Regions from separate parts of the Homo sapiens genome. Here regions 1 and 2 are each linked to region 3. A link is a contact called in ENCODE Hi-C or POLR2A ChIA-PET data. All regions are on one chromosome and are shown on one strand. Each heading gives the region's core, a stretch centred on a gene start or an enhancer-like site at or near the end of the contact. The rest is flanking DNA. Distances are from core to core; before and after follow the strand shown. Region 1 overlaps FOXP1 (forkhead box P1). Region 2 overlaps FOXP1 (forkhead box P1). Region 3 overlaps FOXP1 (forkhead box P1).

Region 1 (2,700 bases), core at 17-2,516, 120 kb after region 3:
GCTTTCTTACTAAAAGCAAGACATAGATGGGCATCTTGTACATATGACCCACTTCTGAGTTTAACAAAAAAGGGCACATGGAGAGGCCCCCTAGGATGGCAGACCAAGCTGGGCAAATTTTATTCAACTCAATGCATGTCTAAGGGCTCAGTGCATGCAAAGATCGGCAACTGGCTGAGAACAGAGTCACCTTACCTACCGCAAAGGCAAAGCAACTGTGGGTTCTCTCTAAATCCTTCAGGACAAAGAACCAAAGTAAGTCTTAAGGACAATGCTTTATTTAGATATAACCACCGGGCTGTGAGAATATTTAAACATTTGGAAAACTTTGTATTGTAGCCATGAAAATGTGGTATTCTAGTCTTGGGTCTTCAATATGTAAATTTTTCTACATTTCAGAATATGAGGATATATGTAACACAGTCTCAAACCCAGAGGAGACTTTGTAACTCTATAAACAGGGTGTGAATTCACTTATTAAAGATATTTTCCTTGCACCCAAGGTGGAACGTCAAAGACAATGTGACCAAATGACAACTGCAATCCTGTGCCACTCGACAAGTAAAACCGTGTTTTCAACACTGTCTCAAAAAATGAGGGCTTTCCTCTCTCTCACCTTTCCTAAGGAGCTGGGCAAGCTGGTGCCAAACTGCCGTATGACTTCATCTCTGAAATCTGAATGGCACGTGTGAATACCCACAGTATGCCAGATTATCAGTAAGGTGATAATGCTTGTATATTATACCTGCTTGGCACCATTTGAATGAGGTTCCCTCAGGCCACTTAAGGTTTCACTTCCTGTTACTTGCACCTGCACTAATTTCAGAAGCAAATAAAAAACCCAGCAAAACCGTATTTTAGGACCTTATTCAAAAGCAAACAGACAAAAACCAAAGCAAGTCAACACAAACCCCAAAACACAGCAATAAGGTAATTAACCTGATGTTCCAAAGCTCATGCCACATATACAAGGTAGGCTTCCTTCAGTTTTTTCGTAATCTTTGCAAAGTTCTCATCCGTTATCTGCCTTGGCTATTTAATGTGACTTTTAACCAATAACGATACAATAGTAATAATCAGAAAAGCTAACATATATAAAGCTCCTGTATTTGCCAGGCACCCTGTGTCACATTCCACATGGATTATCTCATTTAATCCACCGAACAAATTGATGAGGTAAGTTCTTTATTCTGTCCTTTTAAACCCACACAAACATACACACACATTTATGGAAGATCAAGGTAAATCAGAAAGGTTAATAAGCTTTGAGTCACCCAACAAGTGTTAAAAGTCTCTGGTTGGCCGACCTTGAGTCGCTGCCCGTAACTACCACGTTGCAGTGTGACTGACACACATGACCACATTGGATGAGGATTTGGTTACACCCTTGGCCAGTGATGCAGGCTGAGATTAGCAACACTCTTTATCCCTGGAGTTAAATGTCAATTACAGAGTTTTCTTAAAAATTATTTGTAAGTGGGAATTTATATTTCAGTGGACGGGCAGACAATCATTTTGGGGAAGTTATTTCCATAACATTTTTGGAGGATGGAAATTGAAAAGAGAAAGAAAATAAATCAAATCATTACAGGCAGTGGCTCAGGCCTGTAATCTCAGCACTTTGGGAGGCTGAGGTGGGTGGATCACCTGAGGTCAGGAGTTCAAGACCAGCCAGGCCAACATGCTGAAATTCCGTCTCTATTAAAAATACAAAAATTAGCAGGGCGTGGTGGTACACGCCTGTAGTCTCAGAGGCAGGAGAATCTCTTGAACCCGGGAGGCGAGGTTGCAGGGAGCCGAGATCGCACCACTGCACTCCAGCCTGGGCGACAGAGCAAGACTTTGTCTCAAAGAAAAAAGAAAAATGAAAGAAGTCAAATCATCCACTGAGGAGTTAGGGGCTATACAGATACCAATGTCTTCTGTCAATTTGTCCATAGTGGAGTGTTAGGGGTTAAAAAAAGGATGAGAAATGATGGCTTCACGGGCTTCAGACTACCAGACCACATTAACCCACGGGCAGGCCTTCTATAGGGATACCAGGCACACTGCAGCAGGAAGGCAACATTCCTTATTGGTACCTTTGAAACAGTACTTTATTGTTAGGATATTTTATTTTGGTTGTTACCAATTCGTTGTGTAAAACTCGTTGGGTAAGAGAGAGTCTCTGCTAAATACACATATTTGGTGGCAGTGATGGGGGGGGAGCTAAACAGACTCTTAATAAGAAATTCAAATCAAGAATTACTCAAGACGACACCTGCCTTCTGGCCTAATGGAAAAATCAATCTGTCAGGTCTTAATTAAGTGCTCAGGCTAGAAAGAAAAAGCGGCAGCTTATACTTGGTATAGTACCTAGTATATTTTCGGTAGTCAAAATGTAACTAAAAGCCGTATTTGTTGCAGAAATGGTAACTATGCATAAAGATGGCCCATTTGATCCTGGGCGGCCATCTATTTAGTAAATAAAAGGTTGAAGCAGATGAATCTCATAAGCTTGTTGACAAAGATCTCTACGCATAATGATGTTGGGTTTGGATGTTTAAATGATGTTTGTATTAGAATGCCCAACTGAGGATGTCCAAAAATAAGGTAGGGGGTAACGCTGGGTGATCACAGAGCAATACTTTCTGCCCCAGAAGTCATTTGGGGTCGATAAAGGAGTACATGAGAGAAGAGGTGAACAAATGAGATATAAAT
Region 2 (2,700 bases), core at 90-2,589, 67 kb after region 3:
TCTCTAAAAAGAAGGAATCAGGCCAGGCACGGTGGCTCACGCCTGTAATCCCAGCACTTTGGGAGGCCAAGGCGAGCAGATCACCTGAGGTCAGGAGTTGGAGACCAGCCTGGCCAACATGGTGAAACCCCATCTCTACTAAAAATACAAAAATTAGCCAGGCGTGTGGTGGCAGGCACCTGTAATCCCAGCTACCAGGGAGGCTGAGGCAGGAGAATCGCTTGAACCCCGGAGGCGGAGGTTGTAGTGAGCCGAGATTGCGCCATTGCACTCCAGCCCGGACAACACAGCAAGACTCTGTCTCAAAAAATAAATAAATAAGAAGAGTCAGGCCATGTGCGGTAGCTCATTCCTGTAATCCCAGCACTTTGGGAGTCCAAGGCGGGTGTATCACTTGAGGACCAGCCTGGCCCACACAGTGAAACCCCGTCTCAACTAAAAATACAAAAAATTAGCCAGGTGTGGTGGTACTTGCCTGTAATCCCAGCTACTTGGGAGGCTGAGGCAGGAGAATCGCTTGAACCCAGGAGGCAGAGGATGTAGTGAGCTGAGATCCCACCACTGCACTCCAGCCTGGGCAACAGAGTGAGACTCTGTCTCTAAAAAAAAAAAATCAGTTGATCTTGGGCCTTGGGCTTTGGCAATCTGAGCCAGTCCAGGTACTTCAGAAAATGAAAGCACACAGGTGCAGCACAATGGAAAGGCTTCCCCCTAGACACTTATGTGTAGTGTCCTCCCAGTGCTGTAGTGAGCTCCTTGCTCTTCCCAGCCACCAGACCTGCAGAGGGGGCTGATGCCTACCAACTGCAATGTTCAACTAAGCTCTGTCCAATCGAGTCAGCAGACCCAGCCATTGCTCATATTTACATTTGTAAAAAGTCAGGACGGAAAGTGTTCATTCCTGGCATGAACTCCCCAATCTGGGCTCATAAACATAAATCAAAGCTGAAGGTCATTTTTAAAAAATCAGTACATGCCTCATTAAAACAATTTTTTTAAAACTGAGTTTCTTGAACCACGGCCTATAATTTACAAAGTGCAAATGTCTGAGATACGTGTGCTAAATTTAAAGAAACAACTATTATTAAACACCCCATTATGTAAGGCAGTGAAATATATTTGCACTCTGTATATCCGTTATAATATTTCAACTGAGCCTCACAATGTTTGGCAGTTCTTTCCTTCGGTGATAATAAAAGGCTTTTCTTTCCATTAAATATCTAAATTAAGTCAAATAGTGTATGTTAAATAAGCCCATAAGTCCTTTTGTATGATGCAATGAAGTCTTGAAATGCTTATCTACTGAGCACTCTGGCTTAAAGGCTGGTGGTTTATGTCCCCTGCAGAGCCCCGGGACCCTGCTGGCTTGGCCAGACTGTGAAAATAAGCTTCAAATGACCAAACGCAACTGCAACTTTAAAAGTAGGAACCAGACCAGACACAACAAACCACAGTGTAGTCAGCCTCACTTGTCATAATTCATATGTGTGGAATTCAACTGTAAAAGCATTCACAGAGTGCTAAATTTCCTCCATTGGGGCATTCCATGTGGAATGTCAGATTTTGAAAAGCTGCTGATAAGCCACTCCTGATTACAAGTCTACAAGTTGTAGAATTAATAAAAAAAAAAAAAAAATTACCCCAACCCCAAAACATCTCTGTCTGTGTCATCCAATCCTAAACAATGTAGGCAAGTGCCAATATTTTTAAATAACCAGGCCATAAAAATATGCACTCAATTGGTGGCCCTGTATGAACACTGACTTCCTTTTTTTTGGTTTTCTTTTAGCTCCATGTCTACATTATTCTCCATTTTGATGGCCTACATAATGATCACTTATAGCAATCCTTTTTTTGAAAAAGAATCTCATCATGGTTCAATGACTTAAAAATATAATCCTTACAGATTTTTAAAAGAGAAACTTGAATGGATAAATATATTCATGTGTAGATTTCAAAGCCATGCATGTATATATAGATGTAAACACATGAAAATGTAATAATCCAATTAGCACATCTTTTTTGGAAACTAAATTAATCTTAACAAAACTGGCCTAAGGCTCAGGTAGGAGTTGACGGAACTGCTGGTGATGACGACAACAATAATAGCTGCCATTTAGTCAACATTTACTTTGTGCCAAGTGCAGTGCTCAGCCCTTGACATAGATTTTCCCATTTGGTTCCTCACAACAAAGCTCTGATGTAGGAATGCATCTTTATACGTGAGAAAACCACGGCTCAGAGATGGGAAGTCACCTGCTCAAGGTCACATAGTAATTAAGTGGAGGGGAACCAGGGGTTGAACCTAGTTCACATTGTGCTATATTGCCTCCCAGTGGTGCCTTAGAGACAGGATATAGGGCCTGGCGAAGGGTAGGGTAATATACCTGGCCCCTAAATGACCTCTTATCTTGGCTAAGGACAGGCAGCATAGCCTAGGCCCCATCTCAGGAGAAGATTTAAGAGCAGACACACCCTGTAAGCAAGGTAAAAAGCCAGAGCCATATCCCACCTCTCTTGCAGACACAAAGGAAGAAATCCCCACCCAAAAATGAACTCCTAACCTTCCTCCACCTATTACCTTATTGCCTTGTTACCAAAAGCACCATATGCATGTTCCTGAAGAGTCTATTTTTCCCCCATCACAACACACTTAAGTAGTACATATTTAAGACAGAAAAGCAATAGTAGTCCTCTTCT
Region 3 (2,700 bases), core at 32-2,531:
GCACCTGCAGTTTTTATTTAAATCTTTTTTTATTTTTTTTTTATTTTTTTGAGACATAGTCTCGCTCTGTCACCCAGGCTGGGCTGGAGTGCAGTGGCGCGATCTCAGCTAACTGCAACCTCTGCCTCCTGGGTTCAAGAGGTTCTCCTTCCTCAGCCTCCTGAGTAGTTGGGATTACAGGCATGTACCACCACACCTGGCTAATTTTTTTGTATTTCTGGTAGAGATGGGGTTTCACCATATTGGCCAGACTGGTCTTGAACTCCTGACCTCAGGTGATCCACCCGCCTCGGCCTCCCAAAGTGCTGGAATCACAGGCGTGAGCCACCACGCCCGGCCCTTATTTTGTTTTTAACTGACACACAATAATTGTATGTATTCATGGGGTACTGTGTGATGTTTTGATACATGTATATTTGGTGTCATGATAAAATCAGAGTAATTAGCTTATCCATCACCTCGAACATTCATCATTTCTTTGTAATGAGAACATTCAAAATACTTTCTTCTAGCTCTTTTGAAATATACAATACTTTATTGTTAATGACAGTCGCCCTACTGTGAACAGGACATGGGCACGTATTCCGCCTATCTAACCGTAACTCTGGGTTCACGTCTGTCGGTCTAACAAGCCCTCCAGGTGACCCTGATGCACACTCGAGTTGGAAAGCCACTGCCTTCTCTCCATGCTTCTCAACAGTCATGACCATCAGAATCGCCTATAGGGCTGGTTAAAACACAGACTGCCAGCCCTCATGCCAGATTTTCTGATTCTGCCACTCTCCCTCCAACAGGGCCCCAGAACCTGCATCCCTAGCAAGCTGCCAAGTGACCTGCTCTAGGGATTTCTGAAACTAAAGAAGGGAGCTGAGTCTCATTTTGTATCCTTTTGTCATTTTTTTCTCACTTGTATATACTTTTAAATAAAGAATGGAGGCTATTTCTCAGCTGATGAGAAAATTCTATAGTATTGTAGGGTGGCCTTATGATGATCCAAGAATATACCAAAATAACCTCTTCAACAGAATACTATTTCCCCTTTTACCCTTCTCTCCCAATATTCTATGAGACCCCCAAAGGCAAAAAGCACCCCACATTTTGGACCAGCAGCTTGGCACTCAGCCTCCTTCAGAGGGGCTTCACCAGCCAGCCCCAGCCCAACTGGTTTCTACCTAAATACTCACTCCCTATGCACTATAGCTACTGACTTTGCCTCAAAGTGATTTCTCTCTCAAACGCCTAGTACATCAACGTCAATTGGCACTGGTTTCTGTTAACGAACAGACTGGCCTGCGCCAACCACAGCTTACCACACGTGTACTCGGCCTACTTCCCTATTTTCAATGCCTAATGATTTTTGCTGCGCCTGAACACATCTGGAGGGAGCCAGGCCCACTGGCTGCCTCTCGTCCCACTCCAGGCCCTCCTACAAAGGTGCACTCAGCAAACCCTCCAAGTACAGACAGGTTCTACAATGTTGCTCCAAGTCAGAGAGGAGGCCTCAAACAATCAAGGATTTTTTTTTTTTTTTTGGAGAAATGATCAAACCCGGGGGTGGGGACAGAACTTCCTGCAAGAAACCGCATCCTGAACAAGCATCACCACGACTCACTGTAAATAAATACTCTCTCCTTGCAGCACTTCCGTCAACTGTCAGGGCCCTGGCTCCAATCGCCTTTCAAGTCCAAACAGGAAAGGGGAGAAAAGAGAGTGAGATGGCAGATAGGAGGTTTAATTTGCTTCTTGCTGCAGTTTTCATTGGTGGGGCGCTTCCAATTCAGCAGGCCTGCCAGCTGCCTGGAATTGCTCCTGGACCCCACTTTTTCCTGTTAACCTTCATAATTGTATTATTACGGGCCAGCCCACAACTGGCCTACCCAAGGCTCAGAGGAGTGCGGCTTCTTCCCTACATCAGATAAGAAGCCAAAATCAAACAGGCCTGCTGCAGACAGAAAGGCAACTGATGTTTGCGAGGGATGCTCTGTACATGCCTCTGCTGTGACTTAACCCAAGGGATTGGGGGGAGTGGGGATGGCCATGGGGACTGGAGGGTAGAGGGTTCAAGAAGGAAATAAGTCAGTGACCTCAATTTTCTGGAAAACGAATGTGAAGGATATCCTTTTCAAAGTGCACAATGTGGCCGGGCAGGGGAAGATGTGCAAGGGAGATCTTTCATTTCAATAACAGCAATAGCAAGTACTTCTGGAGTGCAGACCACGTGGCAGGCATGACATAAATAGCTTCAACATACCTTTAGTCCTTAGTGTTCTCCATGGTACCTGTGAGGGAAGAGCCATAACCCCCATTTTACCAATGAGGAGGCCAAGTGTGGGAGGGCTACAGAAACACAGGCTGCTTCACAAACCGTAAGTGGCAAAAGCAGGAATTCAAACTCAGTTTTGCCTAAATCAGGGCTGCTGTGAACAGCTGGGAAGGAGGTGTACTGCACAACTGAAACGAGTGCCACACACATCTCCAGCAATGTAAATGGCAGCTCAGCAGTGTTTTGCCTGAACCGGAATGGGGCTGATGCTGAAGTCCACATTTTAACCATGGAATATACTGCCTCCCAAAGGTTCTGGAAAATAAAAATGAGCTCTGTCCAGAGCTTCTCAAGAAGTTCTAAGATTCTAAGGTAGTATGAACTCCATGGCTTTCAACCAAGTCAATTTGCCCTATATAAAGGGCCTTTCTTTGTTG

The links. Hi-C counts contacts between places; a loop is a spot of excess contacts on that map. ChIA-PET counts read pairs that join two places held with the same protein, here RNA polymerase II (POLR2A). Pooled maps may share reads with other maps.
Region 1: a map of B cell shows a loop between it and region 3 (2.8-fold over the local background). The contact joins two enhancer-like sites. A Hi-C loop is called at or near these places in 6 of 168 maps with a recorded cell type or tissue (B cell, CD14-positive monocyte, Ramos and 3 more), 10 of 37 single-sample maps with no recorded cell type and 6 of 50 pooled maps. POLR2A ChIA-PET finds 5 or more read pairs at or near these places in 9 of 52 experiments (CD8-positive, alpha-beta T cell, HEK293, OCI-LY7 and 6 more).
Region 2: a loop to region 3 is called in a map of B cell, with 4 times the contacts of the local background. The contact joins two enhancer-like sites. A Hi-C loop is called at or near these places in 5 of 168 maps with a recorded cell type or tissue (B cell, CD4-positive, alpha-beta memory T cell, CD8-positive, alpha-beta T cell and 2 more) and 9 of 50 pooled maps. POLR2A ChIA-PET finds 5 or more read pairs at or near these places in 13 of 52 experiments (B cell, CD4-positive, alpha-beta T cell, CD8-positive, alpha-beta memory T cell and 10 more).

What each region holds. Positions count from the first base shown.
Region 1 is chr3:71,563,250-71,565,949 of GRCh38, forward strand. The region is part of intron 2 of FOXP1 (forkhead box P1); the gene reads right to left. Among named protein-coding and RNA genes, the nearest start is that of FOXP1, 19 kb to the right of the region's middle. Within about 2 kb of position 1,267, at least 5 of the 41 ENCODE cell types and tissues checked have a DNase peak (open chromatin) inside an H3K27ac peak, as active enhancers do; they include B cell and OCI-LY7, where a contact is called at or near this core.
Region 2 is chr3:71,509,877-71,512,576 of GRCh38, forward strand. The region is part of intron 2 of FOXP1 (forkhead box P1); the gene reads right to left. Among named protein-coding and RNA genes, the nearest start is that of MIR1284, 31 kb to the right of the region's middle. RefSeq lists a silencer at 682-976. Within about 2 kb of position 1,340, at least 4 of the 41 ENCODE cell types and tissues checked have a DNase peak (open chromatin) inside an H3K27ac peak, as active enhancers do; they include B cell and OCI-LY7, where a contact is called at or near this core.
Region 3 is chr3:71,442,855-71,445,554 of GRCh38, forward strand. The region is part of intron 3 of FOXP1 (forkhead box P1); the gene reads right to left. Among named protein-coding and RNA genes, the nearest start is that of MIR1284, 98 kb to the right of the region's middle. RefSeq lists enhancers at 1,012-1,121, 1,512-1,651. Within about 2 kb of position 1,282, at least 27 of the 41 ENCODE cell types and tissues checked have a DNase peak (open chromatin) inside an H3K27ac peak, as active enhancers do; they include B cell and OCI-LY7, where a contact is called at or near this core.